Regions from separate parts of the Homo sapiens genome. Here region 2 is linked to region 1. Evidence: read pairs that join two places in POLR2A ChIA-PET (ENCODE). Cell type or tissue: HepG2. All regions are shown on one strand. Links, peaks and the distances in the headings refer to the core of each region. The heading gives the core; the rest is flanking DNA. Region 1 overlaps CDK5RAP2 (CDK5 regulatory subunit associated protein 2). Region 2 overlaps CDK5RAP2 (CDK5 regulatory subunit associated protein 2).

Region 1 (15,561 bases), core at 6,285-14,284:
CATATTCTTTTCAACCTTTGCTCATGAATACACATTTTTGCAGAATTATAACATAAGTGAATTTGCATATTCCATTGCTTTCATTTAATATTTCTTAAGTATTTTTCATATTGTGGCAGAATTACACAAAACTATCAGTTGAAATAACTGCACTACCTTGTGCTGAAGTGATTCACAGTCAACTGTTTAACCATTTCTCTGCTGTGCACTGATAGACTCAGTGTGCTCTCATGGAAAGTGACCAGCTTTACAATCAGAAAGACCAGGCTTGAATTTTGCCTTCTTTTTGCTTCTCAATCACAATAAGCTCATGGGCAAGTTGTTTAATCTCTCCAACCTCAGCTTCCTCATCTGTGAAATATCCTCAACACACGCTTGTCAAAAGCAAAGAGATAACAAATATAAAATATAATTTCCCTTCCTTCCAGTTTTTCACAATTATACACAATGTGGCAACAAACACCTTCATCAACAGAGCTTTATTCCTTCTACTGGGCTGTTTCCCTAGTATCAATTTCCCCAAAATGGATTATTGGGCTCAAGAGTAATTTTATATTTATGGCTATCAAAATCTCTTTCCAAATGGCCTTCAAAAAGATTGTAAAAATTTACACTACTCAGCCCTCCATCTGGCCAGGTTTTTGGAGGGCATGGCCAGGACATGCGAGGTACGGGAACTCAGAGCGTTCAATCCAGCAGGCCATCCCACTACACAAATGAACCCCTGTACTTAACACTTTTACCCCAACAGCCATGAGCCCTACTTGATTCCAAGTACTCAACTCAGCAAAAACCCCTAGCACCGTCAGGCTATATGTTGTGCACAGAGCTCCGTGGAAAGTGGCTATGACACTCGCTCTGCCAGCTACAGACCTGGTCTTCAGCCACTTCCACTGAGCGGCATCCCACACAATTCTTACACTCCTGCCATGTTCTAAGTTCACCCTCATTCTCCCACTCTTAGCCTCACCTTGCCCTCATTACTGCTTGCTTTCCTGACTCTGGCCCCGCATGCCCCCATCCTCATTATAAGCTGTCTGCCTCTAGATATGTCTCTAGGTATATCTCCTCTCCAGCCACTTTAGTAACAATAACCACAGTAGCCGCCCTGTTTGCTAAAGATCTGGTATAGCAGGCACTATCCTAGCATGTTATTTACTCCTCACCACAAGCCTCAGATAAACATTTTTCCCAGTTTTACAGATAAAGCAACCAAAATTTGGAGCTTTAGTATTCCATACAAGGTTACACATTCATTCAATCAACAAATATTAGATGCCTACGATTTTGTTAGGTTCAGCGTTGAGTACCAGACATTGAATAGAGACACATGTTAAGCAAGTACACTAATAAAGAAATAACCACAAACTGTCACAAGAGTCATGGTGGGAGAGACAGGGCGCTGAGTACTTGCTAGAAGACAGAATCATGAGTTGAGAAGGGAGTTGGGGTAGCCTCTCTAACAAGGCCACATTCAAGTTGAGGCAAGAAGGTCCAGGGGCCTGCCATTCAAGGAAAGGGAGAAAGGGTGTCCAGGCAGAGGGTGGAGCATGCACGTAGGCCCTGGCACAGGGACAAGCTGGGTGTGGCTGAGGAACAGCAGCCTGTGTGGCTAGAGCAGTGTACGACGGGGAGAGGAATATGCTGAGTTCAGAAAGACAGGAAGCTGTCGATCACACAGGACGGGTTCTCATGGGCCAAGATTAGGGATTTTATTCCAAGGTCAAAGAAACATCACAGAAGGATGTACAGAAACTGAACACTGATGGGGCAGAACCCAGGGCAGTGGTTGTAGTCAACGGAATCTTTGGATTAGAGCAGACAGACATCAGCATTCATTGAGTACCCTCTATGCACCAAGCATCATGCTAGGTGCTTTCCATACCTTACCTAATTAATAACTGAAGGAAAGATAGTAGTAGCCCCACTTTACACATGAGGTTTTAGAAGCAACCCATTTAAGGCCACAGATCAGTAAGTGGCAGGGCCAAGCCTGAAACCCAGTCCTCATCATTCTCAAATCCATGTCGTATCTACACACCATGGTGCTTCTGAAAGCTTCGGGGCCATACAAGTGGGGCAGGGGTGGAAGGTGAGGGAGCTATGATCTGGCAGTAAGTAACTCACAAACATATTATTGCAAATTTAAAGATGCAAACCTCCTAGTGAAACCACAAACAAAACACTCAAATTTGACCAACTGCCTCGGCTGAGGCCAAGAATTTTCAACAACAGGAATAAGGGCCTCAATGCAAGAATGCCAACATCTCAGGGCAGGTGGGCATAAGATAAGAACAACAAAAGATAAGGAGACCAGGTGTGGACAGGATACAGGCAATTGTTTCAGCCACACCTGGCTAAGAGTTCTTTCAATTCCTTGGAAAGGAAGCTGCTAGACATAACAAATCCTATTCCATAGTATCTACTGTTTATTGCATGTAAGTTATGCTTAATATCTCCGACATCCAGAAATCTCATTTCTAGGAATCTACCCTTAAAAAAAAGAAACACTCGGCGAGGCGTGGTGGCTCACGCCTGTAGTTCCAGCACTTTGGGAGGCCAAGGCAGGCGGATCACAAGGTCAGGAGATCAAGACCATCCTGGCTAACATGGTGAGACCATCCTGGCTAATAAAGTGAAACCCCACCTGTACTAAAAATACAAAAAATTAGCCAGGCATGGTGGCATACGCCTGTAATCCCAGCTACTAGGGAGGCTGAAGCAGGAGAATCGCTTGAACCCGGGAGGCTGCGGCTGCAGTGAGCCGAGATCGTGCCACTCCACTCCAGCCTGGGCAACAGAGTGAGACTCTGTCTCAAAAAAATAAAAAAATAAAAAATCATACAACTATAAAAAGATATATGCACAAGGAGATTCATCACAGCTTTGTTTATAAAAGTGAGAAATTAGAAACAACCTGAAATGTCCCACAGTAAGGTTATATAAATTATGGCTCAATCTATCCCTTTTATTAAGCCTTGATTTAATATTACACAGCCAGTAATAATGCCATCCATGAGTATTGAGAATGGAAAGTTATCCATGTCATTCCCTGTCAAAAGCCAAGATTAAACTCTTCCATATGTTCACAAAGATAGCTACTTGGACAGCATATGTTGTACCAGATTCTGGGTCTTCCCTACTCACCCAAAAAACATGTTTTTTAAAGGGAGAGAGAGATAGCAGTGTCCAGAACAACTCACAACAGGTACAGGCCTTCACAAAATGCTGCCTCCGCAAGGCCTCCTCTGGTCTAGGGAGGGAAGACCAATACGACAGGCTCCCATAGAAGAGCAACTGATTTACCGACTTCCTACCATAAGGCCTGCCATACAGGTGATTATACCCTCAGCTAATGAGGATATTAGACAATGGATTACCAGTTTAAAGACCAAAAAGAAGACATGTGGTTTTCACATGCCAGAGTGAGTACTCCCACAGAACAGTCAAATGAAATAGAAAGGAATTGCTTTGATAGAAGACCTGGGTTCAAAGCTGAATAAGTCCCTACCCCTGTCTGGGCTTCAGAGTCCCCACATGTCAAATGAAAGCACTGGAAGAGATGATTCTTAGAGCTCCTCCAGCTCTGAAATTAACTCCATTCTAAATATCCCTTCATTCCATGCCCTTAGCTCCACATTCCTCCCTTTGGGCCCACAACACCACAGCAGCCTTTTAACTCATCACCTTACCACCAGCCTTGCTCCCCTCCAAACTCTTCTCCTCATAGTCACCAGCCTGGTAAGCTTTTGAAAGCACAATTCTGGTCATTTCCCTCCCCAGATTAAAATCCATTGCTGGTTCCCTTTCATCTTCAGGACAAAAACCAAACAAAGCAGTGTAACATTCAAGAACCTGCAGGAGCTGGCCCCTGCCTGCTTCAATGGCCTCACTTCTCTCCACTCCCCTCACACAGCCTCCTTCCAGCCAGTAAGTTCAGGGAACTTACAGCTCTCTGAACTCATCAAACCCTGTCATGCCTCTCTCTACATTTGCACATGTGAGTCCCTGTGCCTGGGATGCTCCCTAGCTCTCCCCACTTGACCAAACCGTACCTGTCCCTGATGACCCAACTCAGGCAACATCTCCTCCAGAGGCTTCTCTGAACCCCGAGTCATAGCCCCTCCTCTGTGGCCCCACAGCACCCTAGACTTACCTCTGTCCCTGCACTATTTTCCTATCCATCTTCCCAATCAGACTGTGAGCCTCTGGACAGGGGGACTTACCTGGTCTTAATCCACTGCAGATTCCCCCTGGCAGAGAGCCTGGCACAGTGGCATATATTAAAAAATGTTTATTAAATGGATGAACTCTGAGGAAAACCAGAAGGTGACCTATGTGTTGCCAGCTCCCAACTAAATGCAACTCCTGATGGTTAGGTATCAATCATCTGAGACTAGAATAGGACGAATCATGAGTTTCCACTTTAAACCCAAAGTATCTCAGCCCCCTCCTTAATATGCATGCTCTTAAAATTAGCTTTAGGTGCCAAGAGCATTTCCTATAAGCATCCCACAGAAAGTTCAGACTACCACTACATACAGATCATGCATTTTGTAACTCAGGCCAAATGAAAAATTTCAGTGATTCATAAAGACCTGAAAGGGAGACATCAAGAACAGTGTGGCCATTTCAATTCCGGCTGCAGAATTTGCTCTTGAAAATGCTACAATAAAAAATATTAATGCCATAAAAACCTAACAGCAACCAAAGGACTACAGTCATAAAGAAAAAAACATAAATCCTAAAACATGTTGGCATAGAAGGCTCTCCCTCACCTTCAAGTAAAACAGGATTTAGGTCATCAAGAACACATCTGAACAAGGGGAACTTGAATCACATGGCAGAGTGGAAAAAAATAACAGTAATTATAACAATAACAGTAAGAAAAGGAAGAAGCAGTCATGGCAAACACATAGAATGTACTCTGTGCTTTGCAAATATTCACTCATTCAATCCTCCTAACAACCCTATGAAGTAGGTACTGTTATCATGCCCATTGTTAAAATGAGGGAAGTACAGAGAGGTTAAGTGACCGGCCACAGGGCACCCAGGAGAAGTGGACAAACAAGCAGCCTGGCTCCAGAAGCCAATGGGCCTTAGGCAGCACAGACTGCCTCTGAGAACAATTTTGTCACATCACATCCCTGGGCCTCAGTTTCTCCTATATATAATAAAGAGGGTTGTGTTCAATTCTAGGATTCCTTTCAGTTCAATAAGCAGATAAAAGATGTGAAACCAAAATTCTAATATTCTGTGAAATTTTCCAATTTAGAAATAAAATGTAAAACAGTGCCCTTCAAAAATGAAATAACTATCTTGCAGAGCCGCTTTAATATTAAAGTAACATATACAAAGAGCTTAGCACTTAAAGTACCCAGCTCAGAGCAAGAGCTCAATAAACAGTAGCTGTTATTACTCTTATGATAAAACAGGAACAACCATTTAATAGTAGAGCATATTTTAATTATACACGATGTAGAATAATCAAATCTCATTCGTTTGAGGCCCCAGACCCCACAGCATAGATCGAGTTGTACAGCTGAAATTATAACAACCCAAAGCTCAGAAATTACTTGTTTCCATTAGAGATCTGACAAGTCATTTCTTCAATTGGTCACTGGTGGTTTGCAGATAACTATTAGCAGTAATGAGCATTCTAAATTAAATCCAGAGACAGCACTGCTCTGTTCTGTAAAGACAACTGGGGAGAAAGAAACATAATTGTGGAATGTCCTTCTCTCTGTGTCCTCCATCTTCTCTCTGTTAAGTATCTCTTGTGTCTTGCATAGTATGGATTTCATTTGCTTACAAATGAAGAAGGGTCTAATTCTTCCCATGATAAATGAGAGCACTGAACAGGTAACTTGTTAAAGAGAACTGGAATTGGGAAAATAACCTTATTTTCCTGTTACTTGACAACAAACCCCCTCTGCTAATAAATGAAAGACACAATGCTGGAAGACATCAAGCATTGAAGCCAAATCCATCACCAAGTAATCCATTCTCAGAAAGAAACTACACAGTACTAGGTACAGGCTACTCACATTTCATTCAACAGCAAAGATAAAGTCTTCAAAATGCAAGGGGAGGCACAATGCAGTGGAAAGAATAATGGCTTTGGAATTAATAAAAACCTGGATTCAAATCCCAACTCTGACACTTATGTATTATATGACCATAAACAACTCTCTCCTAGTCTTAAGATTCCTAACCTGCAAAATGGGAATGATACAAAATATCTCAAAGGTTGCAGTGAGCATCAAATAGGGGACCATAAATAACATGCCTTATAGTAACAGTAAGGCCTTTGACAAATGTTAGCTCCCCTCAACTGTGCAACATGCGAACATCCTCACCTTTAGGACACCAGAAAGACACCAAACCTGAAAACCAAAGTTGAAAACCAAAAGTTTCACCCAAAGTTGAAAACTGCTGATCCCGTCAGAACCTATATTTGGCCCTTGTATAAAGGGCTGACTGCATTTGTACGTAAAAGTCTCACAGAAGATGTCCATGAGACATGGCACCCCCCTGCCTCTGGCATCACCGAACTTAGATCTCAAGAAACACAGCTTTCCTGGGTCTGGCTGGACAGTGGCAGCAGACACAATTTGTTGGGGGCAGTAATTTGGTATTTCCACTTACATTTTCAAAGTCCTTCATGTTCCGTGCTCTGGTGGGAGACACTGTTTCTTCTGACACATTTGGGAGCACTGTAAAAAGGTAAAATAGAGGAAAACGTCACAGCATGCAAACTGCCCAGTGTTCCTATTGGGGAATAGAGCACAGAGAGGAAAACAACACGAACTGCTTCCACAGTACACGCGGCTGGTACTTGCTGTCTTTTGTGATTTACTGATTTTGCTCCAGGGAAAGCTCTAAACCATTAATTTACAAATTACTTAAACTAACCCCAAAGTAACAATGTGCACATCAGAGGATGAACCCAGCAAACACATCAGGCATTTTGCAAAGCAGACTGTCCTGATATGTACTTCCTTATTTCATGAAATTACCTTACTGAACAGAGTGTCATCTTCTCACGTCAGTAATTACAACAAAGCACATCTAACTGACTTGACAGCAGGGGTTGGCAAACTTTTTCTTAAAACGCCAGACAATATTTTAGGCTTTGTGGGCCATACACAAAGCCTAAAATCTGTCACAACTACTCAAATCCTCTGTTGTCACACAAAAACAGCCACAAACAATCCATAAACAAAGTGGTTGTGTTCCAATAAAAGTTTATTTTCAAAAGCAAGCAGTGGACCGGAAACTGCTGACCTGTTTTAAAGACTATGGCAATACCCAAATCTCTCCGCAGCATCTTTAACTGAACAAACATGTATTACACACCTACTCGGTGCCAAGCCCCATCCTGCATGCTGAGGAAACAATGGTGAAGGAGACACTAATCCTGCATCCAAGAGGTTCCCTATCGAGTGAGCAGGATGGAGATCTAAACTAACTGTTATCAGGCTGAATAAAGCCCGTGGCACTTTGTAGGTGTTCAGTAAATGTGTGCTGAGTGAATAAGTTCATTCTTTCAAAATATATGCACTGAGAATCCACTTTCTGCTAGGCCCCTTTCTAGATGTGGAAACATCAGGAAACAAACAAATGCAGCCGATAGTCTAGAGGGAGGAAACACAATAAACAAAACAAAAGGACAACTGCATAATATGTTAAAAGGTGATAAATGCTATGGAGAAAAATAAAGTAGATAAGGATAGGAAATAGGAGGCATGGGGTGAGGACTGCCATTTTAGGTAAGGTGGTTAAGGAAGGTCTCAATGAGAAGGTGACATCTGGGCAGACTTGAAGAGAAAGGACCAGTTACCTGGGGGAGAATTCTCCACATTCAGGGAGAAGCCTGAGGTGGAAGCACGGTCCCCTGTGGGTCTGGGGAACAGTCAAGAGGCCAATAGGCTGGAGCTCAATAAACAAAGGGGGATAGCAGGACTGGAGGTGAGAGAGGTAAACAGGGACAGACTGTATACGGTTTTTAGGCTCTTCTAAGGACTCTGAGGAGCTGCTGGAAGGTTTGCAGCTAAGGAGTAAGATGATTCGACTTAGGTTTCTACAGGCTCCCTCTGGCTGCCTTTCTGAGAACAGACTGTAAGGGGCTTAGGAGAGAAACAGGGAAACCAGTTAGGAGAATATTGGGATAATCTAGGCCGCAGATCATGGTGGGTTGGAGTAGGATGGAAGGAGTATAGGTGGGTGAGAACTAGTCTGATTCCGATACTTTAAAAGTAGCCAACAGGAATAAATGAAATGAGATGAGATGAAGTGAAATACACAATGTTGAGAGAGGAAAGTACACCTTAGTCAGCCTGGGGAGAGCCAAAAAGGGTGGTGAGCTTTGAGCTGAGTCTTAAAGAGGGAGCAAGGAGGCACCGGGCAGATGAGAAACAAAAGGAAGGAGAGACAGCCCAGGCAAAAGCACAGAGGTGGGAGTGGGCATGGTGTTCGGAAACCACTTAGCAGAAAAGAGGCTAAGGAGTGGGCAGGGCAGACTGTGAAGGGCACGCTAGTTTGTTTTCCTGTTCCTCAAACGGGCCATGCCCTCACCTGTGTCTGGGATGCTCATCCCCTCCTTTTTCCTTACCTACATCTGACTTATTCAGGTCTCCGCTCCAATATCAATTTCTTGGGAAACTCTAGCCTGACCCACCTCCACACCAGAGGAAATCTCCCTTTAATCCCCTCTCACAGCACTTGATACATCTTTGCTCCTGACACTGACCATACAAATTCTCATAAGGGTTTGTCTGTCTTCTCAGCTTAACAGTAACCACATTTGAGGTTGAATTTTAGCACTGAGCCCAGAGTCTGGCATGAAGCAAATGTATACTATCGGCTAAATTAAGAAATAGGCTGGCCAGGCACAGTGGCTCATGCCTGTAAACCCAGCACTTTGGGAGGCTGCGGCGGGTGGATCACCTGAGGTCAGAAGTTCGAGACCAGCCTGGCCAACATGGTGAACTCTGTCTCTACTAAAAATACAAAAATTAGCTGGGTGTGGTGGCACGTGCCTGTAATCCCAGCTACTCGGGAGGCTGAGGCAGAAGAATTGCTTGAACCCACGAGGCGGAGGTTGCAGTGAGCCGAGATCACACCACTGCACTCCAGCCTGGGCAACAGAGCGAGACTCCATCTCAAATCAGACTTGTTGGATTTTGCATTTAAAGTAAAAGTTGCCAATGAGTGCAGTGGCTCATGCCTGTAATCCCAGCACTTCGGGAAGCTGAGGCAGGTGGATCACTTGAGTCCAGGAATTCGAGACCAGACTGGGCAACATGGCAAAACCGTCCTGCAAAAAATACAAAAATTAGCCAGGTGTCGTGGCACACGCCTGTAGTCCCAGATACTAGGGAGACTGAGATGGAGAATTGCTTGAGTCCAAGAGGTCAAGGCTGCAGTGTGCGTGATCGCACCTCTGCACTCCCAGCCTGGGTGACAGGACAAGACCATGTCTCAAAAAAATAAAAAGTAAAAATAAAGTAAAAGTTAATAGGTTCCTCAGGAAAACATGAAGGTGCCCTGTAAGTTAAGGGATTTTCCAGAAATAAACCGTGGGACTCTTTTCCTGTCTGCTCCAAAATCTCCCTCCTCTTGCACATATCTCAGCACTGTGGAGAAGAGAAAAAAAAGAACAAGTCAAAATATCTTAGAGATATTTTGCAAAAACTAGCACTACCCACAGAGACGCTTAAGCATTCACTTTTTTCAGAAATAAAAATTATGAAGAATGCTTAGCTAGACCCAAACTGCAAAGTCTCCTCATAATCCAGCTTAAACACAGTACGCTACTTATTTACTCAGAGCCGTCTCCTGTGGTCTAACCAGCTATTTGTCTCCAAAGGGCAGGCCCGTGTAGGAATGCGGGGCCTCAGCCGGCAAACAGGATCCAGCAGCCTGCCAGGAAGGCCTTGGCACGCTACAGTCCAGATGGCAGCTCTCCTGGGCCTCCAGCCACTGGCCTAGCTGCCAATTCAATGTCCAGCCTCCGTGCAGTTGTTCAGTTCAGCAAACGCTCACTGAATCCCTATAGCTTTAGTAGCAACAAATGAAACTCATGAAGTATGGCCAAAAGGACAACAATTCCTCTAGTCCAGTGTTTATGAAAGGAGGTGGAAAGCAAATCAATACATACAAAAAATACTGAGCACCTACGGTGTGCCAGTTCAGGGAAGCCTCTGGGCCCCAGAGATATGAAAGCTCAAGATGCTCACAGTCCAATGTCTACTTTCCTTGTTCTTTACTCAAGAGAATGCCTGGTTTTGTGTACTTACGACCATTTCCCAACCCAGCATTGGGGTTGATGCCATCCAGGTCATCTGGTACACTGGGAACAAGGCCACTAGGAGAGAACACATGAGATAAGAGATGAGCTAATGTTTGAACAACAGAGACTGTTAAGACGGTCTGGACTGCACATGACAATCATCCCATGGCCAGGAGGGATGCACACAGCTGGGCTACCTATGTGGCATGAAGCACAGAGGTTAAGAACTCAGGCTTTGGGGCTGAGTTCCAGCTCCAACACTTGATAGCTGAGTGACCTTCAGTAACATCATTCATTCAGTCATACATCAAATGTTCTGTGTGCCAAATATGTGCTAGTGGCAGAGGCACTGTGACAAGTACAAGATACTTATGTTTCTGAGTCTCACCCTCTTAATCTGGTACATGAGGATACCATGCCCTCCCTGTAAAAATTAAATTCGTTCATGTATATAAACACAAAGCACATAGTAAGTATTCAGTAAACGGCAACTATTGTTGTTGTTACTATTATCATTATGACTACTAATATGCCTATCACCACCTCTGGGAATCAGACACCAATTTAGATGTTTTAAGAATGTCAAACAATGCAAAATTCACTGATCCAAGAAGTTGTCTTGGTTGAATTACATAAATAAATTCAGTGAGGATCTGGAGACACTGACAGAAAACTAACCCATAATAGGAGGTGTGGTGTGACACAAAAGACACTACCCTGATCTATTCTAAGCTCTGCCATGTATCTCTCTGAGCCTCACTTTCTTTAGCTGTAAAATGAGTACAGCAGCTACCTCACAGAGTAACTGGCAATTAAACAAGATATTGCAAGGTACCTTGTGGGTACTCCACAAATGGGAGCAAAATATCATGTCGCCTTGAAACCTACAGTGCTTTACAATTTATAAAAGATTTACCATCATTAGAATTGCCTAATTCCCTGAGGGTGCACACATTTTTCAAAGGAAGGCCCCAAGGCCCAGACAATTTTACTGTCCTAGCCAGGGTCACATGGCGGTTCTGTGGAGAGCCAGGTCCAGAAGCCAGGTCTTTTATGTCCAACTCCCACGAATACTTCCCTATCCCACACTGTAAAGTAGGAGTTGATGGAAACAGCTTGACTTCTTGGCAATTTGCTCTTTCCATGCCTCTAAATCCAAATTCATTGTGCTCCTAGGATAATTTTGCCTGACCACCAAACTTTGGAGTTGGAATGTACCTTCAAGATCAAAAACAGGCAAAAAATTGGAAATATCATAAAATTCCAACATTAAGAAAATGATCACAAAAAAATGTGTCCGGGCTGGGTGCAGTGACTCATGCCTATAATCCCAGTATTTTGGGAGGCCAAGGCTGGTGCATCACTTGAGATCAGGAGTTCGAGACCAGCCTGGCCAACATGGTAAAACCCCATCTCTAATAAAAATACAAAAATTAGCCGGGCATTGTGGCAGGTGCCTGTAGTCCTAGCTACTTGAGAGGCTGAGGCAGGAGAATCACTTGAACCCAGGAGGCAGAGGTTGAAGTGAGCTGAGATCATGCCACTGCACTCAAGCCTGGGTGATAGAGTGAGACTCCATCTCAAAAAAAAAAAAAATTTAAAAAAAAAAGTGTCCCCTGTAAAGGTAAATGAAAAAACGTAAACAGAATATGTCCTCAATTATGAAAACAAATATATACAGTACATAAATACTGAAGTCACCTCAAGTCCATTTTGGAAATAGGTGGGCTACAGATATATAACAAGACAAAGGAAATATACTGAAATATTAAAAATCATCATTAGTAGGGAAATGAGAGGTTTTCTTCCTTTTTAATGTTATATAATTCTCAATTTCCTCCAATAAACATCACTAAAAGGACAAAGTCAATTTTCTAAACTGAATTTTAAAAACTAAAATCAAGTTCAACCATCACCTTTTGCAGATGGTGGTCCAGAAGCCCAAGGTCACATACACCAGGTTATTGGCCAAGCTCAGCCTAAGGTCTGGTCCTGCATTCTCAATCTGGGGTTCTCTCCGGGTACCAGAGCCATTACATTAACTCCCACTGGCTAAAACTGCCCATGAATAACTCAAGCCAAGATCAATCACAGCTGAAAAGTACCTAGCAAACAAAGCCAAAGATTCTGGTCTTAGACAAGCTTCCTACAGGCAAACACTGAAGTTTGAAAAATGACATCTGACATCCCAACTCTTAGACAAAACCACTATGTAATGCAGAAATTTTTGCTTGGATCCTGCCAAATTTCCACTCGGGCTTTACCTACCCACTTTTAAAATGCTATGAATCTGTCATCTGCACCCTCCAGTCAGTTCCAACTACACCTCCAGCCACAAGCAGCTCCCTCTTTCCATTCTAATCATTCACTTGTAGCCTTATAATTAAGGCTGGGGCCTCAGGGATACTCACGAGAAATGACAATGTAAGCAAAACAAAAGGGCTCAGATATGATCTTATTCCACAGATGAGAAGACTGAAACCCAGAAATGGGTTAGGAACTTATTTACTCAAAATCACAAAAGTTAGTGGCAAAGCCAAGCCCAAAATCCAGGATCCCAGTGTCTTTTCCACTTGCTAGCCTGTGTGTGGACTGCCCAAAGCTCCTATATAAATGTGACACATGGTGGAGTACCAGTTTCCTCACGTGCAAAATAAAGCACAATCTAAGAAACCTGCCCTTGTATGGGGCACCCATGCTGCACAAGCACCACACTCAGCACAGGACAGGCAGCCTTCCCTTTCATCCTCACCACAGGATTAAAGTCCATTTTCTAAACTGAATGTTTGAAACTAAAATCAGGTTTAATCCTCACTATAGTCTTTCTGCGGCTGGTGGTACTTTTTAATGTTGCCTTTTTTTTTTTTTTTTTTAATGAGGAAACAAAGACCAAAAAGTTAATAGGCTGGAAACTCCAAGCCAGCCTGACTTTAAACCCCCTGCTGTGAACCTACACCACCCTGGTACCCCTGACGCCTTCCCGGAGGTTGGGGGTGGCAGGGGTGTGGTGGTGGTTAAGGGCCGAATGGACTGAGGCATAAAATTTCCATCACTCAGCACAGGGCACAGCCATCATAACGACTGTTTTGTTTTGTTTTGGTTTTTTGGAGACTCTCACTCTATCGCCCAGGCTGGAGTGCAGTGGCGTGATCTCAGCTCATTGCAACCTCCACCTTCCATATTCAAGCGATTCTCGTGCCTCAGCCTCCCAAGTAGCTAGGATTACAGGCATGCACCACCACGCCCGGCTAATTTTTTGTACTTTTAGTAGAGATGGAGATTCACCACGTTGGCCAGGCTGGTCTTGAACTCCTGAGCTCAGGTGACCTGACCGCCTCAGCCTCCCAAAGTGCTAGGATTACAGGCGTGAGCCACCGCGCCCAGCTGTAGCAACTGTTTGTGGATAATTTTTGAGTGACTGAATGGACCTTCACCTGAGCTCCACCACCTCATCCTCCTATCTTGCTCTATTGCTACCGAAAAGGACTGACCTCTTTCTATGCCTACATATGCCAGCAACAATTGTCCACTCAAACCATAAGACCCAAGGGGTCTTATGTCTCCTTGACAAATTGTTTCATGAGAGTCATGGATGAGACCAGATATCACATTCTGACAACGATTACACAAACAAACTCACTTTTGTCTTTTAACAACCCCTTTTTCATTCTATTTTATTCTTAATTAGAGAAAAATACATAAATTTAAAAAAATACAGATAAGCCTAAAGTTCTCCTTGGCTCCTCCTCGCTCCCATCTAGAACCCGCCTAGGAGGTAATCACTGTTTTCAAAAAGACCTATAACTTCCAGAACTTTTTATGTGTTTTTACATAGATAGTTTCAATTTTGCTGCTTAAAAACACATGCAATCAAACAGTATACATCATGCTACAACATCCTTCTTCTACTTAATATGCCCTCATGATGTTTTCATGACAGTACAAATAGATATGCCTCAAAGTTTTCAACTCCTACAAAGCTTTCTACAGCAGTGTTCTTCAAACCTTACTGACCATGAGCCACAGAAGAAATATTATTACCCTTCATCCTTGAAATGTTTTCTATTCTGTTCTATTTTTCTAAATCCTGGTTGCAACCTACTAAATTGAATTTCATGAGCTACCAACGGGCCACAGTCTGAAAGATACTTTTGAAAGGATGTGTATTTACCCAATCCCCTACTGATGATAATTCAATTTGTTTCCAAGTTTTTCTTTTACATGCAATGTCATATGAATGTCCTTATAAGGTCCCATATGCACAAGTATGAGGATTTCTCTAGAATAGATGACAAGAAGTGGAATTGCTGGGTCAAAATATATTCACGTTTTTTAAATGGACGATGGATTTGAATACACATTTCTCCAAAGAAAGTGAACAAATGGCTAAAAGGCACATGGAAAGATGCTCAACACATCAGTAGCCATTAACATGTAATCAATACCACAATGAGGGCCAGGCGGGGTGGCTCACTCCTGTAACCCAGCACTTTGGGAGGCCAAGGCGGGCAGATCACCTGAGGTCAAGAGTTCGACACCAGCCTGGCCAACATGGTGAAACCCCGTCTCTACTAAAAATATAAAAATTAGCCGAGCATGGTGGCACGTGCCTGTAGTCCCAGCTACTTGGGAGGCTGAGGCACCAGAACCGCTTGAACCCACGAGGCAGAGGTTGCGGTGAGCCGAAATTGCGCCACTGCACTCCAGCCTGGGCAAGGGAGTGAGACTCTGTCTCAACGACAAAAAAAAAAAGACCACAATGAGATACCTACCATGTCACACCCAAAGGATGGCTATAATCAAAAGGACAATAAAAATATCAGTGAAGGGCAGGCACAGTGGCTTGTGTCTGTAATCCCAGCTCTTAGCAAGGCAGAAGCAGGAGGATCACTTGAGCCCAGGAATTTAAGACCAGCATGGGTAACAGAGCAAGACTGTCTCTAAAAAAAATTAAAAACAAAAGCCTTAAAAAGGAAAGAAATTCTGACACATACTACAACACGCATGAACCTTGAGGACATAATGCTAAGTTAAATAAACCAGTCACAGAAGGACAAATAGTGTATGATTCTACTTATACGCGACACTTAGAGTAGTCAAAATCATAGAGACAGGCTGGGCGCAATGGCACATACCTATAATCCCAGCACTCTGGGAGGCCGAGGCAGGCACAACACTTGAGGCCAGGAGTTCAAGACCAGCCTGGTCAACCTGGTGAAACCCCGTCTCTACCAAAAATACAAAAATTAGCCAGGCGTAGTGGGGCA
Region 2 (15,561 bases), core at 4,718-12,717, 190 kb before region 1:
CAGTGGGTGACTCTGGTGCTCCACTGAGCCTCTCTGGACCTCGGTCTGTCCCCTTGTAAGACCAAGAGGCTGACACGTCATCCCTCAGGCACGCAGCTTGCGTCTCTCCAGCTCCTTTTGAAGAATCTTCTCTCCTCTTCTCACTGCGCCACCTCTGATCTCCAGCGCAGCAGCGTGGGGACAGGAGCTCAGATGATTCCTAACTCTATCTTCACCATAAAACAAATATTTTGAAAAGCCTTTTGATGTCACTTTAATGGAGTGTGGAAAACACCGTTCAACCCCCCGCATTTTTAATTTCATCCTTTTTGCTATTTTTTTTTCTCTTTTAAAGCTTGTGTTTGCTTTCATGTTACACGTTATTTATTTAGTTGCTTGTCAATTAGTGTCTATTCTCCAAGCGACAAGCACATTAGCAGCTGCAGAGATTGGAATTAAAATTCGCGGCCCAGTTGGTGCTACAGTAGCTGGGCCTACCCGACTGAGAAAACAGCACCTCTTTGTCATTTCAAAAGATGACCTTCCTCTGGCTTCTTCCTGTTTCTGGCTTCAGATTTAATTCCTACTGACTCCTCCGTGGTCACCGCACGGGCGTGATGGCTTTAAGATGGATTTTTTTCAAATGCACAAAGGAAGATGTGGGCTCCCGTTAACAGCAGCCTTTGATGATGGTTACTGTAAAACAGGAGTCGGCTGGATTTGAATAACACGCTCTAAATTGCCACTCTGAGGATTTTAACTCAGACAGCCTAATACTCCACACCTCCACTCAGCAGTTCAGCAAACATTTAGTGAGGTGACACGACGTAGTAGAAACAGTCAAACAGATCTGGCTGCACTATCAGCTCCTCGATTTACTGGGTACATGACTCTAAGCAAGTGGATTAACCTCACTGAGCTTTATTTATTCTTCTGAAAAATGGGAGAATTAAACCCAGCCACACAGTGATGTTGTAAGAACTGAGACTGTGTGTAGAGCTTTGCAATCCGAGCTTCCATGTCTGACTCCTCCAATGAACCAGAGGCATTTGCTTACATGGGTTAATGTCACAGCCAGCAGGACTTTGGAGAAAAAGACTCATGAAGCTGAGGCTCCATGGCTCTGGGGTGGAGATAGGAGGAGACTGTCTCCAGCCCAGCCCAGGCCTAGATCTGACCGCCGTTCACTTCAAGGCTGCAGGCAGAAGGCAGAGGAACTGTGATAACCCAGCCCAAGCAGGGTGGCTTCAGAACCCAATGACAAGGCAGGCAACCTGGGAGAGCAGTATTTTCTCATTTTCTGTTCTCAATATGCTACTGCACAGATCCAGGCAATGGAGGTATTGGGATGACTTTTCTCTGCTCACATCCCCTTTCCACTAGGATCCCCTGTCCTGTCCCCGCCCAGTTAGATCCTAACACCAGCTCCCCTCTACCACCCTCCCCTACCCCGCACTCCAGCCCCTTTTGCCATAACACATTTCCCCTCTAACAGAGGAGACCATGGGCTTATTACAGGCGTCCACTGCTAAAATCTAAGCAGGGGCCTTTGTTTTATCCCAAGGGCCCAGGACAGTGCCTACTCTGTAAATATTTGTGGAAAGATGACAACTGCAGGTGATGGGGCCTGACTTATGGCAGAGCGGGGAGATGCAGTGAGGAGCACAAACCAAAGCAATGTTTAGGAGGAAGATATTCTTAACTTGCTCTGTGCAGCAGGAGCCTCAGGGGCTCTTTTCAAAAACAAGAAGCCCTGCACCTTGCCACAGACTCATCACACCGCAGTCTGTGGGACCAGGATTCTGATCCTCATGCTGAAGAGTCCCTGGTAATTCCAACGCAGCCAGAGCTGAGAACAGCCAGGGTTCTCGATGCAGCTGAGATGGAGAGACACAGGCTGAGAAGACACGAGTGCTGATCCCAGCTCTGCCTCCAGCTCGGGGTGTGATCTCGGGCAAGCACTCGCCACACTCAGGGACTCATTTTTCCCATCTGGACCAGGAAGGGGTTGAGGCACTGGTTTTCACGGGATGTCCCTTGAAGCCCTAATGTTTGGTAGAGGGACCTCAGAGTGGGGGTGAGGCTTAGTGTGCTCCCAAGCACTCAGGACCCTGGGGGGCCCATCTTGGCTTGCCCTAGAGCTGACCCATCTGCTTTGTATATTGGGGTTCCACACAAGATTTCTTTTTGAACAAACGGTTCCAATTCACAGGTGTTTGGGAACCACAGGCTGGACACTGGCTGGGACTTGGGAGATGCTGGCGTTACCAGCTCTGGCCTCAGGGCTTCACCTTCTCCATCTGTCTAATGTGGGGTGGACCCAATCACCCCAAAGTGCCTTCTCACCTGGGAAGTTGGGGTATTCCAGTTTCATGGTAGCAGGAGTGTTGGGAAGAAGAAAGGGAACTGGGTGAAGACAGGAGACAGTGTCTGCTGAAGGACAACTATCATCACACAATATAACACTCTAATGGTGGAGTCTTTTATATGAGAATAGATATTATGGAGCACAGTTCCATCAAATGAATATAATAGAATACAATGCACACTGTAATTACACATTTCAATAATTCCTTCAATACATTACATACAAGCATTCTGAAGTAATGGAGTCCTGGAACCATATATAATAACGTGCCTAAAGGGAGACCCTATGGGTGGTGACAGGCCTCCCAGCCGGCAGGGAGAAGCAAAACCTCCTCCAATCCTGGGCCACGTGGCTTCTCACTCTAATCTCTGAAGACTCTCTGGAGGAAGTCCTTGGTCCAAGCACCTGCCCACTGAGAAGAAATCCCTTCTACAACATCATCAACAGCTAGCAGACAGCCTCTGTAACATATCTCCAGGGATGGGGAGCTCACTACCTCACAGGTTATCTATTCAGTGGCCCCTGTCATTAGGAAATTACACACTACAAGCATATACATATCATCTCTAAATTTATATGATCAAACTTGTACTGACTGAGGCACGAGATTCATTTGCTACCGCTGTCATAACAAATCAGCACAAACCTTGTGGCTTAAAACAACACACATTTATTATCATCTTACAGTTCCATAGGCAGAAGTCTGACATGGGTCTCACTGGGTTAAAATCAAGGAGTAGGCAGGACTATGCTGTTTTTCTGGGGCCTTTAGGGGAGATTCTGTTTCCTGCATTTTCCATCTTCCCGAAGTCACTTATGTTCCTTGACTCTTGGCCCCTCCCTCTGTCTTCAGCCACTCTCTGATCCTTTCCCTGGTGTCACATCTCTCTCTGGCCACAGCTGGGAAAGGTTCTTCTCCCTTAAGGAACCATGGAATTAGAGTGGGCCTACCTGGATAATCCAGAAAGATCTCCCATCTCAAGGTCTTTAACTTTAATCACCTCTGTAAATTCCCTTTTGTCATATAAAGTAACATATTCACAGGTTCCGGGATTAGAGTATGGACATCTTTAGGGGCTGTTGTTCTGCCTACCACAGGCGCTATTTTATCATTACAATACCTGACTTATTGTGACTTCCTCTTCATCTGTACAAAGGAGATCATAATGCTTTATGGCATTAAATGTGACTATACACCTGTAGTGCCTGGCATATACATGTTTGACGAATGGCAAGCAAATTCAGTGAACTGAGGTGAAAGTATCAATGATATGATCCACTTTGTCAATATCCTTCCTAAAGCAAGGCACAGGAAATGATCACAAGGCCCACAGAACAGTTGGACAAGTCATGGAGGTCTGACAAGAGCCAAATAATTCACCTCTCTTGTTTGGACTCTGTATCTCTATTAATGCAGCCAAGGCATCGTTAGCATTTTAGACTTCTTCTTTGGTCTCAGTTAACTTAGTTGCTTGTAGTCAATTAAGACCCTAAGACCATCTCCAGTTACAAGGGATCATACCCCTGTTATAGGGAGACGAATTGAGGCATAAAGGATGAAGGCCCAGAGGTGATGCCTGAGGTAAAGATGAGTGGGAGTGAGTCAGGCCCAGGATGTGGGTGACGGACATTTCAGAACAGTAGACGCAGGTGCAAAGCCCAGAGCTGCAGGATGCCGAGGAGATGGTCTCAGGGGCCTGCAAGAAGTGTGGCAAGAATAGCAACTTCATGGATGGGGGCCGGGGAGATCATCAAGGACAAGCCCCGATCTATGGGAGATGAAGGCCAAGGCCAGATGGGAAGGCTTGGATGCAGTGGAGGAGTGGGGACTTGGTCTTGGGAGGGTTTGCAAGCAGAGAAGTGACATGATTGTCTTGCAATTGACAAGATCATCCTGGATGTGGGCAGAGACAGTGAGGGGTGGGTGCATGCGCAGGAGACAGGGAGACCCGTGAGAAGACTGCTTCCTTCACCCAGGCCGGAGGCGCCCAGGCTGGCTGCAGGCAAGCGGTGTTTAAGTAGGAGGTGGACATGGAGAGGAGAGGAGAGGAGAGGATACGACAGAGTGGAAAGAAGAAGGAAGCAGAATCCGCTGGGCTGGGGGGAGGACAGGATGGCCTGTTGCAGAGCCTGGAGGAGCTCTGAACTCAAAGACAGGGAACTCTCCAGGGAGGAGGAGGCTTGGGTAGAAAAAAGTCGTTACCCCCACCTTAAAGGTGAGGCTGGAAACTGAGGCTGGGAGAGTTCAAATCACCTCTGTTTCTGTGACACAGCCCCTTGCTAGGCAGTTGCTTGGACCACTGTCCTGTCTCCAGACAGAGGAGCTGCCTGCGGCTGGGTCACTGGCTCACTAGAGGTGGGGCCAGGAGACTGCAGGTAAAACAGGAGTCCCAGGTAGTCCCCGGGGAGGCCACCCCCTGGCCTCATCTGAGTAGGAGGCCGGGTTCCTTTCTTGCCATCAGCCTTCCTGCAACAGCAGCGAGAAGAGAGTGGGCTTCTGTGTCCTCACAGCCATGGGGCTCACTGCCTGGGCAATGACCGAGTCCCTCACCCCCTCCCCTGACTGGCCTCTCGTCTAGAGTTTTCTTTCTGCCTCCTCCCAGGGCTTTCTCCTTCATCGCTGGAATAATCACCATTGTTTTCCCAATGCCACACACACAAAAAAGGCCCAAATCTCCAGTACCTTGTGTCCAACCTCGTGTTTCATGCCCCGGCCACACTCCACTACCATGGGTCCCTCAGTGGCCTCCATGCCTTTGCACAGGCTGTTTCCTCCCCTACCACAACCCTGTAGATTCTGCCCACCTTGAAAGATGCAGTTGGCATTCCATACTGTTCCATACTTTCCGTACTGCTCTTTCTCTGTGGAGGTGCCCACACCACTGGCTGGGCCAGAAACCTGCAGCATGGACCCTCTCCTCCTCACCCCCGCCGCCAGGGCGCGCACACACACACACACACACACACACACACACACACACACACACACACACACACACACGGGTCCTCAGGTCCTCATAAGTGTCCCAAATCCACCCTGCCTCTCTGTTGCCGGCCCCTGACCAGGTGAGGACACTCCAGCCTGCACCCTGGACACTCGGCAACATCCCCCAACCCCTTCCCAGACAAAAACTTACCCGTGCCTCCCCTGCTGCTCCCGATGACACCCACCCGCCTCAAGCTGCCACTGGAGGCACTGCCTATGCCGCTGACTGAATTCTAAGCTCTAGCCAGACCAATGCACCACTCACAGACCCTAGTCCCTGCTGTTTCCTCTGCCTAGGAGCCCCACCCCCACCCCTTCTCCACCCCACAATTCCCAGTTGGCCTTTACTGTTCATCCAGGGTCACCCGAGGACACCTTCCCTGCTCACCTCCAAGGCCGAGTAGGAGCTCATTTTCTGGGTGCCCACGGCCCCTTGTGACCATTTATCACGACCACGGATCACCTGTGTGCTGGCCTGTCTCCCATGCTTGACTGGGAGTGCCTCGGGGGCCCGCGGGGCTCTGGGAGCTCTGGGCTTGGGTAGGTGCCAGCAGATGTTGAGTGTGTAACTGTGACTGTCTCCAAATACTTTCCTATGTTGAGTGTCCACACCTCGCCCACCTGTCTCTCCCTCCCACACCCACTCCACACTCTCCAGGTGGGCTCCCAGCCACTGGCTTCCACCACAAAGGAGCCCTGGGCCTGGTCACTCTCTGTCTGTGGCCCCCGACCCCACCATTGTTTTGGCTAAAGAAGAGGGCGAGGCCAGGGCGACCTTGTTCTCTTATTTCCCTGTGTCTGCCCACACCGTCGGCCAGTGTCACACACGAGCTGGGACCACATGCTGTTCTGTTTGGAACGAGAAAGTGGCATTAATACAAACAGAGGGTCGTTTTAGACCTGAAACCATGTAATTAAGCTCTCCCGTGAATGCCTGTTAACAAGGAGGTGCTTTCGCATTTGAGAGAAGCACGTGTGGGAGGGCGCTTGGTAGCCACCATGCACTTAGTCCCATTGTGATCCAGCTGGAGGGGTGAGCCCTGCCCAGTGCTGCCCTCTCGGGTCAGGCAAGGCCGGCGGCTTCCCAGGGAATGGGGTCAATGGGAAAAGAGGGGACTTGGGCAACCCTGAGGACAAAGAGGTCTAAAAGGTTGAGTCAGAAGCAACTCCAACTGCCTGCCTCCCAGCGAGGATGAGGCCCCTCTGGGCCTCACCAGGAGCAGGGCTGGACTTTGGACCACTGGCAGGAACTGCCTGAGTGGGCCGCAAGTGGAAGCAGACGCTGCCAGTGTGGGCTGCACTCCAGCCTGACCAGCTGCCTGGGCACTCGCCAAACTAAACTGCACTCACACGCAGCGGCAGGGAGCTGGGCTCTGTAGCCTACGGGCCTCCATCTGAAGCTGTGTGATCTTGGGCGGGTCACTCTGTGCCCCAGTCCTTCATATGAAAAAAGCAGTCCCTCCCACCCAGGGCTGTCACAATGACTGCCTATGATGATGTTCCAAAGACAGCCAGGCTCCCAGGACCCCAGGTCTAAGCAAATGTTCCCTATTCACTATATTACTTGTCTGTTCTCCCGACCAACCTGAGTTCCTCCAGAAGGAGGCTGGCGAAGCTTTGGCAATGTTTGCTGAGTGAATATATTTGCTGGCCCTGTCCCAGGCAGCGGGGCTGGTGTGAGCAAATCACATGAGGTCTGTGTTCTCACGGAGCTTCAGGTCAATGACAGGGAGAGGAAGAACCCAAAGTCACACAGCGGCCAAGTGCCAGTGAGGGGGGATCATCACGCTCTGATCATGCAGAATAGGGGCTCCTGATCGGGAAGCCATCTCTGACTAGCAGGAGAAGCCACGGTGAGAGCATGCTAGGCAGGCTGCAGCATGTGCAAAGGTCCTGTGGACAGAGACAAAAGCCCTAAGAGACTAGAGCACAGGGAGCCAAGAAGGCAGACAGGGGGGCTCAGGGAACTGAGGGCTTGCTGACCACACTAGGTGTGGTGAGAGGCATCCCATATTTTAAACAAGGGGGATAGTATGATTTGCTTTCCCTTTTAAAGAATCACTCTAGCTGTGGTCTGGCAGACATTTGGAGGGGTGGGTGGATGTGGGAGGCCAACTGGACAGTAAGCTGTCCAGGTGAGAGTTAATGGTCACTTGGACTGAGGTGGCACTGGAGATGAATGAAGCGATGGCCTTGGGAGATACAAGTGGAGAGAGTGGCCCTGATCATGGATGGGATATGGAGGGTGAGGGAGGAGGTGCAAGGATGTCTCTAGCATGTGCTGCTGGCCAAAGGCAGACCCTTCACTGAGGTGAATAGATGAACCCCTGCAATTTGGCCATGTCTGGGCCTCACAGTTAGCCACTGTATATCTTTCCACATCTCATAATTTTTGTGAATAAGGAAACCGAGGCTTGGTTCCACTAGAAGGCCCCACCTGGGGAGCCGGGTCTCTGGATCTGCTCACCCCCATCCTACCTGGCACCCATCTGTGGCAAGAGGTAAACAGGTCTAGCCCCTGAGGCAGAGTCCGGGGCTTCTCAGGAGATGGGATGAGTGATTTTGATAATTGCATTTTTGAGTTAGCCTTAAAATATGGCCAAGATTGAAGAGGCAATTTGGCAGGGCCGGATCCCCCAGGCAGGTTTCTCGGTTTCCACAATGCCGAGAACTTATTAACAAGATCACTCTTTCTCCCTTCCACCACCCACTTACAAGCAGTTCTCGGGGCTGCTGTGTTGAGGAATTCAATTGTGGGTCTCTGGGCTCCTGCTCTGGTCATCCAGAGACATTTTGTTGGAAAGGGTAGACTGAGAATACTTCGATTTGTAACAGGGAAATGCTGCAGTTTCTCGAAGAGATGGCATTTTGGGGGAATACTGATAATCCAAGGGACATCAGGTTTTAACAGACTCAGGTTCAAATTCTGGCTACATCCCTCAGTCTTCTCATTTGTAAAATGGGTGAGGTGGTGCAGATTACTGAGATGCACAGTGTGGCTACTGCCATCCCAGGTGAGCGCCGGCCTGAGGCGCGAGGATTTTACTCTCCAGGACCCCGATAGGGACGTTGGGATGTGGGCCTCGGAAGTGAGATAAAAGCACCATTTCCAAGGTAGGGCAAGCAGGGGGCCCTGGGCCTGTCTCCCAATCCTCTCACTATATATTTAGTCCCTGCAGCTGTTTCTCTCAGGTGCAGCTCCTCCAGCACACGTGGTGATTAATTTCACTGAAGGGAAATTGACGCATTTTCTGATTACTGCTTCAAAGCCTCCCGAATTCAGCTGCTGGTAAAATTAACTCACCAGGGACAATGGAGCTTTTTCCAAGGTCCAAATTGTCTTATTTGCAGTTTGTTCTTGGCATTAATCCAGCCCAAACAAACCAGGCTGCTCCTCCACCTCCCAGAAGAGGGAGGGCCTTCACTAGCCCAAGGTTGAAAGTATTTTACGTGACTCTAAACTGGCGGATAAAAATGCACTTCGTTTTAGATTATTGTGTTCCTGAAAAGCTGTGGGTGACCTGAAGCAAATGGCCAGCTGGGCTCCTGGAGCCCCTCCTCTGCAGCTCCTGCTCCAGGCGTGCCTGGGTTCACCAACCAGACGGGCCTGGGATGTACCAGAATCCAATGTGGATCTCTCCTCCAATCCCTGCACCTCAAGCCCTTGCCAATGACCAAGTTCAGCTCCCATGGGCTGTGCACTGACCATGTGCCAGGCAAGGTAGGACTCTTCCCCTGTGGGGACATCTGAGCCCAGGTCTGACTTCCAGGCCTTGCCTGAGCTGCATCTACTACACTGTACAACCTCCTCCCCTCCTCCCCACTGCCCCCGCAACCACACATGCTTACATTTGCGCACACCTGCCTGGAGGGTAAACACCCTGACAGCAATAGCTTAAGCACAACCTTAGAACGACCCTGTATGGCAGACGCGTCTTAATGTTGTTCTGAGCTAGAGAATCTAGGAGTGGCCAACCCGGAGATTTGTTCCTTGTTTGTGAGGAGTATCTGAGCCCCCAAGCCCGTCTCATGGGACATGGGCTGTACAGGGAACTGAGGCCCTGAGTTTTGGGTTAAAAAAAGGTTCCCAGGTAGAGGTCCTTGGGGGAAGGTTAAGTGAAAATGCTATATAAACTGCATGCTGTTTATAAGTGGTGATGGTTTTCCTGCCCCACCTGGGCCGTGGGCTGTGTTGTTCAGCCGCTGCCACTGAACCATCTGTTTCTGTACGAAAAGCAGTTCTCCTGTCCAGCCTGCCGCCTCTGGACTGTTCCCCTGTATGTAAGCCCCTAATAAAGCCCACATCCTGTTTGCTGGCTCTGTGGGTCTCTTCTCAGGCCCCTTGAACCTGGTGCCTCCCCTACTGAGGTTAATAGGGGTTTGGCACAACACAGCCATAGAACTTAAAACAGTACTTTAAAACTTGCTTAAGACCAGCCACTGAGACAGTGAAGAAGAGTCACCGATTTGTGGAAAGGGCCTTGTTGTTCAGCTGCTTTCAAAATCTGAGGCTCCGAACTCTGTAACAGTACTGGACAAGAGTAACTCTCATTTACAGAAGCACAAGACTCGGGACGGGAACCAGGCCTCCTGCTCCACAGCGCCACACCGACCCAGCTTCCATTTAGGAAGTCAACTGTTGTGACTGCTTGCGAAAGGCACTCCAGTGACATTATGGCTCAATCTGAGTTTTCACACACTGGTACGTATTCTACCGAGGTACACCTGTGCAAATATTTCTCAGGAAGAGCACAGATGGCAGGAACCGAAGCAGAAAGGGTCTGTACTGCCCACTTCCTCCGCCCCTCTCTTAATGGATGGGGAGACAGGCAAAGTGGCATGAGGCCACTCCCCGGACTCCCAGCCGGGGCTGCTGCACCCTACGCTTCCAGCAAGTGCAATCCCGTCTCCTCCCCTCACCATCGTGTCTGGGGAGCTGGGCGCCAGGTCAGGTGCTGGCAATTCCATGGTCAACACAAGCCTCTGCTCTCCAGGGGCTCAGAGGATTTGCACAGTGGTGTGGGGGCTGCGGGAGCAGAGGTGGGGCATTTCACCTAGTATCGGGTCAGGAGAGGCTTCCCCAAGGGCAGAAAAAATATTTCTAAAGGACCATTCAAAGCTAACTAGAAAAAGAAAGGGTGGGAGGAGCATGTCCAAGAGGGCGCAGCCTGGGTTAGACTGGGGAGAACACTGTTCCGTTTGCCTGGAACACAGAGTGGAGCGGGAGGAGGCGAGATGGGCAAGGAGCTGGAGGTGCCAGCAAGGCTTGTAAACCTTGTTAGGGGCTCGGGCTTGGATCAGAGGGTAGTGGGAAGCCGCTAAAGTGTTTTGGCTGGGGGCATCTTGGTCAGAGGCAGCGATGTGGATGGCTGATGACACACCCCTGTCATCACGGGAACAATGCAAATGCCACATTCCAGCTCTGGGCCTCACTCTGCTCTTTGCTAAATCGGGAATGGCACCACTGCAAGGGCTGCTGTCCAGCAGACTGTGAGATGCTGAGCACACACCAGTGCCCATGGCCACGCTGCACGGAGGTGCTCTTCTCTGGACACTTGAACGAGCTCAGCAGTGAGCCATGCGACTCGTGGAACCCTGGCCTGTCCCACTTGGGATTTTGGGACCTGGGCTTTGAGGCGCCACACAAAACAACAGAATCGTCAAGGTGAAATGAAATGAATCATTTAATGAGAATCTTCAAACTGTGGCACTGGCTGAGTACTAAGCAAATCCAGGGGAAGACGTGAAGCCCACCAAGGCGCACAGCCTCAACTCCGGTGCCTGCCCCTGATCTGAAATACAACATCCAAGAGCTCGAGGCCTTTTTACCACCCGTTTGTGGAGCACCTGCACCTTTCTGACAACAACTCTCAAGCCAACTTTCAGAGAGAAAACATGAAGGGAAAAAATAGATTTCCTTTGGCCAGACAGCTCTTTCTTCCTCAATAAATAGGAACCACACTTGGAACAAAGAGACAGCGTGAGCTCGGTGGGGGAAGCACAAGCTTTATTGGCTGAAAGTTCTTCTCAGGAGCCTGGTCTGCTGGGACTGCATGTTCCTGGATGGGCTCCCCCAGGCCTAAGCTAGGAAAAGGAAGAAAAAAAAGGAGAATTTTAAGTCCAAAGGAGGTTTCTGAAGTAAGACCCCGACAGAGGTGAAAGCGAGACTGTTATTCTCAAAGTGCTTTCAAAAACATAGTTTGGTCAGTAAATATTTACCTAATAAACAACGATGAGATCATACTGTATTCATTCATTCAAGAAATATTCATCAAATGCCTACTATGTGTCAAGCATTGTTTGCTGTATTTCTTACTGGTAAAAATAGCATACAAATTTAAAACTTAGAACCCCTACTGGCGACAGGGCATGATAAAACACAACTTTTCATGCACTGCTGGCAGAAACAACTCTCTGAGGAGGACATGTCCCCTGGTTCCACCTGCACCTTCATTTTTCAAGAGGTCCTTTCTGGCCCTGCACTCCTCCTGACCTTCCACTGGCCTGCAGTGAAAAGACTCAAAGGGCATACCTCCAGGTTTCCTCTGGCCTTCCGAAGGATTTTGTGGGTTACGACCACTGAGGAGAGAGCAAAGAATGCAATGATTAGGGCCATGGATATCCAGGAGAGCTGTGTGAAAGCCAAGTGCAGGGAGGATGAACCCCACCCCAAAGGGCTCGGACATGTAGACAACACGAGGTCTGAAGCATCCAGACCAGAGGGAGGTACAAAGGGCCCACCTGACCCATCACAAACCCCAGGGCCAAATAACGCATCAACAACACCTCTTTGAGGCCCCGCTAAGCCACCACCTGACAGTGATGCAGAGGCTACAGCATGCTATGCCGGTTCAGAGAACACCCTACAGCTGTGCACGGCCACCTGGCTGTCCAGGTATCCCTCAGGCTCACTTCTGTGGGCCAGGGAGGGCAATGGCGCAGGGAGGGTAGAGGCCTGGGCCTGCCCAGCACTCTTTAGTTTCCTAGGCCCTCTGGGAAGCAGCTGTGGGAAGGGACTGTGCCCCGATCAGGCAGACCCACATATGAGGGTCCAAGTTCTACGAAGCCAGGTTTTTACCCAGCAGCTCTTAGAGCCAGCTCCAAATGGCCTGGAAGAAAAAACCGTGGGCATGCTGCTTCTCCTTTGCCTGCCCTTTAGCTGGTGGAATAGCCCAGCCTGATTCCTCTGGGCAAGTCACATTCTGCCTGGACAAGAGCTGGTTGGGTGGGATGGTTTCAGAGGTCCCTGCTGACACTGACGCCCGGAGCACTGTACTAGAAAGATCCCCCGTGCATGAGAATTCCCAGGAGGGGCAGGCGAGCCCTGGCTTTCAGGAGCAACTGTAAAGGTGGGTCTTCCTTCAGGCTTTTTCTTGTCCAACACAAACTCCAGCAGTGGCAAGAATGCCCCTCTTGATCAGAGTTCTGAGCCTGATAGGGAATCTGTTCTCAACAGGGCTTGGTGAGAGTAAGATCAGCTTACTCCCCACGTTGGAAATACCAAAGGCTTCTGGAGCCGCGCCTTTAGCCAACAGTGCCAGAGGCTGTAACAGACTCAACGCCCAACACACATAGCCTGACTCCCCAGTGGCTTCTTCAGAATAGGTGTCTGTCGTGTGGTGGCCTTGAGAAAATATTGATTTCTTGCCTCACGAAAATTTCCATCTGGAGGTAATGGAGTTTATTTGCAATCTGTGACACTGGGGACGGGACAGACGGTGTGGACTTTGTTTTTAGCCAAGCAAAACGACTTTCAGAGGTGGCCACTGCCCCTCTACCCCAACCTGACCTCCTGCTGCAGGGCAAAGTTCCTGACATGGGGCCCTGGATATGTTTGGGGGGTCAGTCCTAAACCCTCCGACACTGTGTGCAAATGGGGGTATGTATCTGGACGTCCGCATTTTTCCACAGAGAGACCACAGCTTTCTCCAGATTCACCAAGGGGCCTGAGACCCAGAAAAGATTAAGTATCACAGCTGTGGAGGTTGAAGATGATTGTGAAAGAGCACTCCATGTCCCTAGAGAACAAAGCTCATGGCAGAAGAACTAAGGATCACTTGGCTCAAGCTTTGAGGGGACCCCTACACCTCAACAGCACTGCCACGTTCCAAAGCACAGAAATCCCCACTGCAAGGAGAAGACCGAGGAACACAGCGACAAAGGACTCGTCCCAAATCTAGACTGGCCCCAGCACAGAGCTGGGACTCACATGTGGGCCTGCCCAACTCAGTCCATGGTTCTTCCCACCTCAGCAGAGTGCTGGGAAGAAGGTACCGACCTGAGCTGAGCAGTGTTGACCTGGTGACAGGTGGTTTCCAACGGTGGCCTCACTGAATACTCCCCCACCCTATGGGGCAGAACTACTGTCCTCGCTTTGCAAATGAGGACCTGAGGCAGCTGGTTCCAGGTCACATGGCCAGTGAGTGGCCCCAGGGCATCAGGACTCTTAGGGTCCCACTGGGATGCCTTTTCCTTACTTTCCCCTGTAGACTCTGAGAAGGTATGGTGTCAGTTTGACCAGGTAGCAATCAGCCCTGGCCTTTGCTCTTCCCCATCACCATGAGGGGACGGAGGAAGAGGAGGTGCTATGCCAACTTTCTCCTAGTCCCTTTAGACCCAGAGCAGGTCTGTGAAGTCCGCAGGGCTTGGAGAATTTCCAAGGACCTGACTCCTTGGGATGAGCTGCAGAGCCTGGCAAAGGAGGAGTTGCAGGCCCGGGTCAGCCACCAGCTATGCTGCCTGGAGCAAGCCCCTCACCCTGCTCTGGCGGAGCCTGCTCTGTGCCAGGCCTAGGAGATATGGAGATGGACAATACCAGCTCAGGAGGGGAAGTGCTATGAGACATTTGCGGCTCTTCTTACTATGAATGATTTGCCACCTCCATGCATAGGATTTGGTCTGGCCTAATGGAAAGAAAGAGGAGGGACTGGTTGAGCATCTCCTCTGCCCCCGAGACTGTGCTAAGTACAATACAGTTTAGGTAGCGTTATCATCCTTATTTTACAGATGAGAAAACTGGGGTGCTTTTTATAAAGTTGCTATTGAACCCGGGACCAACTAGTTAGTCTGAGTCCTTTGGAACTCACGTCTCCAGTTAGAGATGAGGAATCGAAAGCTTAGGGTTCTAGTCTAATGCAGGTCACATAGGAGAATGGAGATCTGAACTGTGCTCAATCAATAATTCCATGTTCTCTGACCTAGGACACAGGGGATCTGGGTTCTAGTTCTGTCCTTTTGACCGACCACAGTACTCAACCCATCGAAACCTACTTCTGCAATTTTCTCACCTGTCAATAGGGTTAGCTACCTGCCCTGTGACTGTTCAGGGCCAAAGGCTGCTGAGGAGGAGAGATGCCAATGCAGAGAGTTCTGCCTTTCTCTAGACCTATGCAGAGCATTGCTCCCCACCCCACTGCTGCTCCAAGAGTCTAACCTAAATATTCCACAGCTGCCTTAACAGGACCACAGCTGGCACTGTCTCTCTCCAGGTTCCCCTCAGTGCTCTTTTTCTCTACGAGTGACACGAAACCCTCAACCAGAACCCCACAGACATCCACCACTCTGCCAGGTTGACCTCCTTACAATCTTTCAAAACCATCCCTTCTCCCCCACAGTCCTGACCCACTGCCCACCTGGGGGACTGCTGCAGCCCCCAAAGAGGTCTTCCCGGCCTCCTGGCCCCTCCAAGCTCAGCCATGGGATCTTGTAATACACGCATGGACCCCGCCGGTCCCTGCTGCTCGTCCTGGAGTCCTGTCCACAAGGCTCCTTGCAACCTGGTTCCTGCTTCTCCCTCTCACTCATCTCTCAGAGGAAAACCCTTTGCACGTCCTAAGCATGTCCCTGAGCACTCAGTTCTCTCTCACCCCTGGGAGCACACCAGCAAGTCCACAGGGCCATCTGCCAGAATCCTATTCCTGCCCCTTCGCTGACAAATTCCTAGTCATTCTTCAAGACCCAGTCAGTCTTGAACCACCTCTCAGGCCTCCTAGGATGCACTCAGCACATCGTCCTGCAGCTAAGCTCTGTGTCTCCCCTATTAAGCCCACGACCCTCACTGGCAAAGACTGTCTCGTTCATCTCTGTCCCCAGGACCTGGCGTAAGGGGCAAAGAACAGGAACTCAGTGCCTGCTCAGTGGCTGCGCTCCTCTCTTTTGCAGTCCAAACACTGGCAGTCTCACAGAGTCTATTTTCAGAAGGTTCCCAGGGGTGGCTAAGGAGAACTCC

What was found. Peaks named below come from ENCODE experiments on the same cell type or tissue, not always from the same donor. Only the 100,000 strongest peaks of a DNase experiment are listed, where the experiment ranks them.
Region 2: POLR2A ChIA-PET joins it to region 1 with 10 read pairs; 2 of 35 experiments call an interaction of 5 or more read pairs at or near these places.

What each region holds. Positions count from the first base shown.
Region 1 is chr9:120,561,673-120,577,233 of GRCh38, forward strand. CDK5RAP2 (CDK5 regulatory subunit associated protein 2) reads right to left here. Exons shown (of 38, transcript NM_018249.6): 2 at 10,302-10,369; 3 at 6,649-6,716. Among named protein-coding and RNA genes, the nearest start is that of CDK5RAP2, 11 kb to the right of the region's middle. In HepG2, for the core only: no CTCF peak of the experiment used is centred there; DNase peaks (open chromatin) are centred at 9,889, 10,349 and 12,989.
Region 2 is chr9:120,377,876-120,393,436 of GRCh38, forward strand. CDK5RAP2 (CDK5 regulatory subunit associated protein 2) reads right to left here. Exons shown (of 38, transcript NM_018249.6): 37 at 11,866-11,912; 38 at 11,000-11,417. The coding sequence ends at 11,361. Among named protein-coding and RNA genes, the nearest start is that of MIR147A, 140 kb to the left of the region's middle. RefSeq lists a silencer at 2,634-2,842 and an enhancer at 12,230-12,730. In HepG2, for the core only: CTCF peaks have their summits at 6,396 and 9,945; DNase peaks (open chromatin) are centred at 6,526, 6,976, 8,706 and 9,976; H3K4me3 peaks cover 622 bases.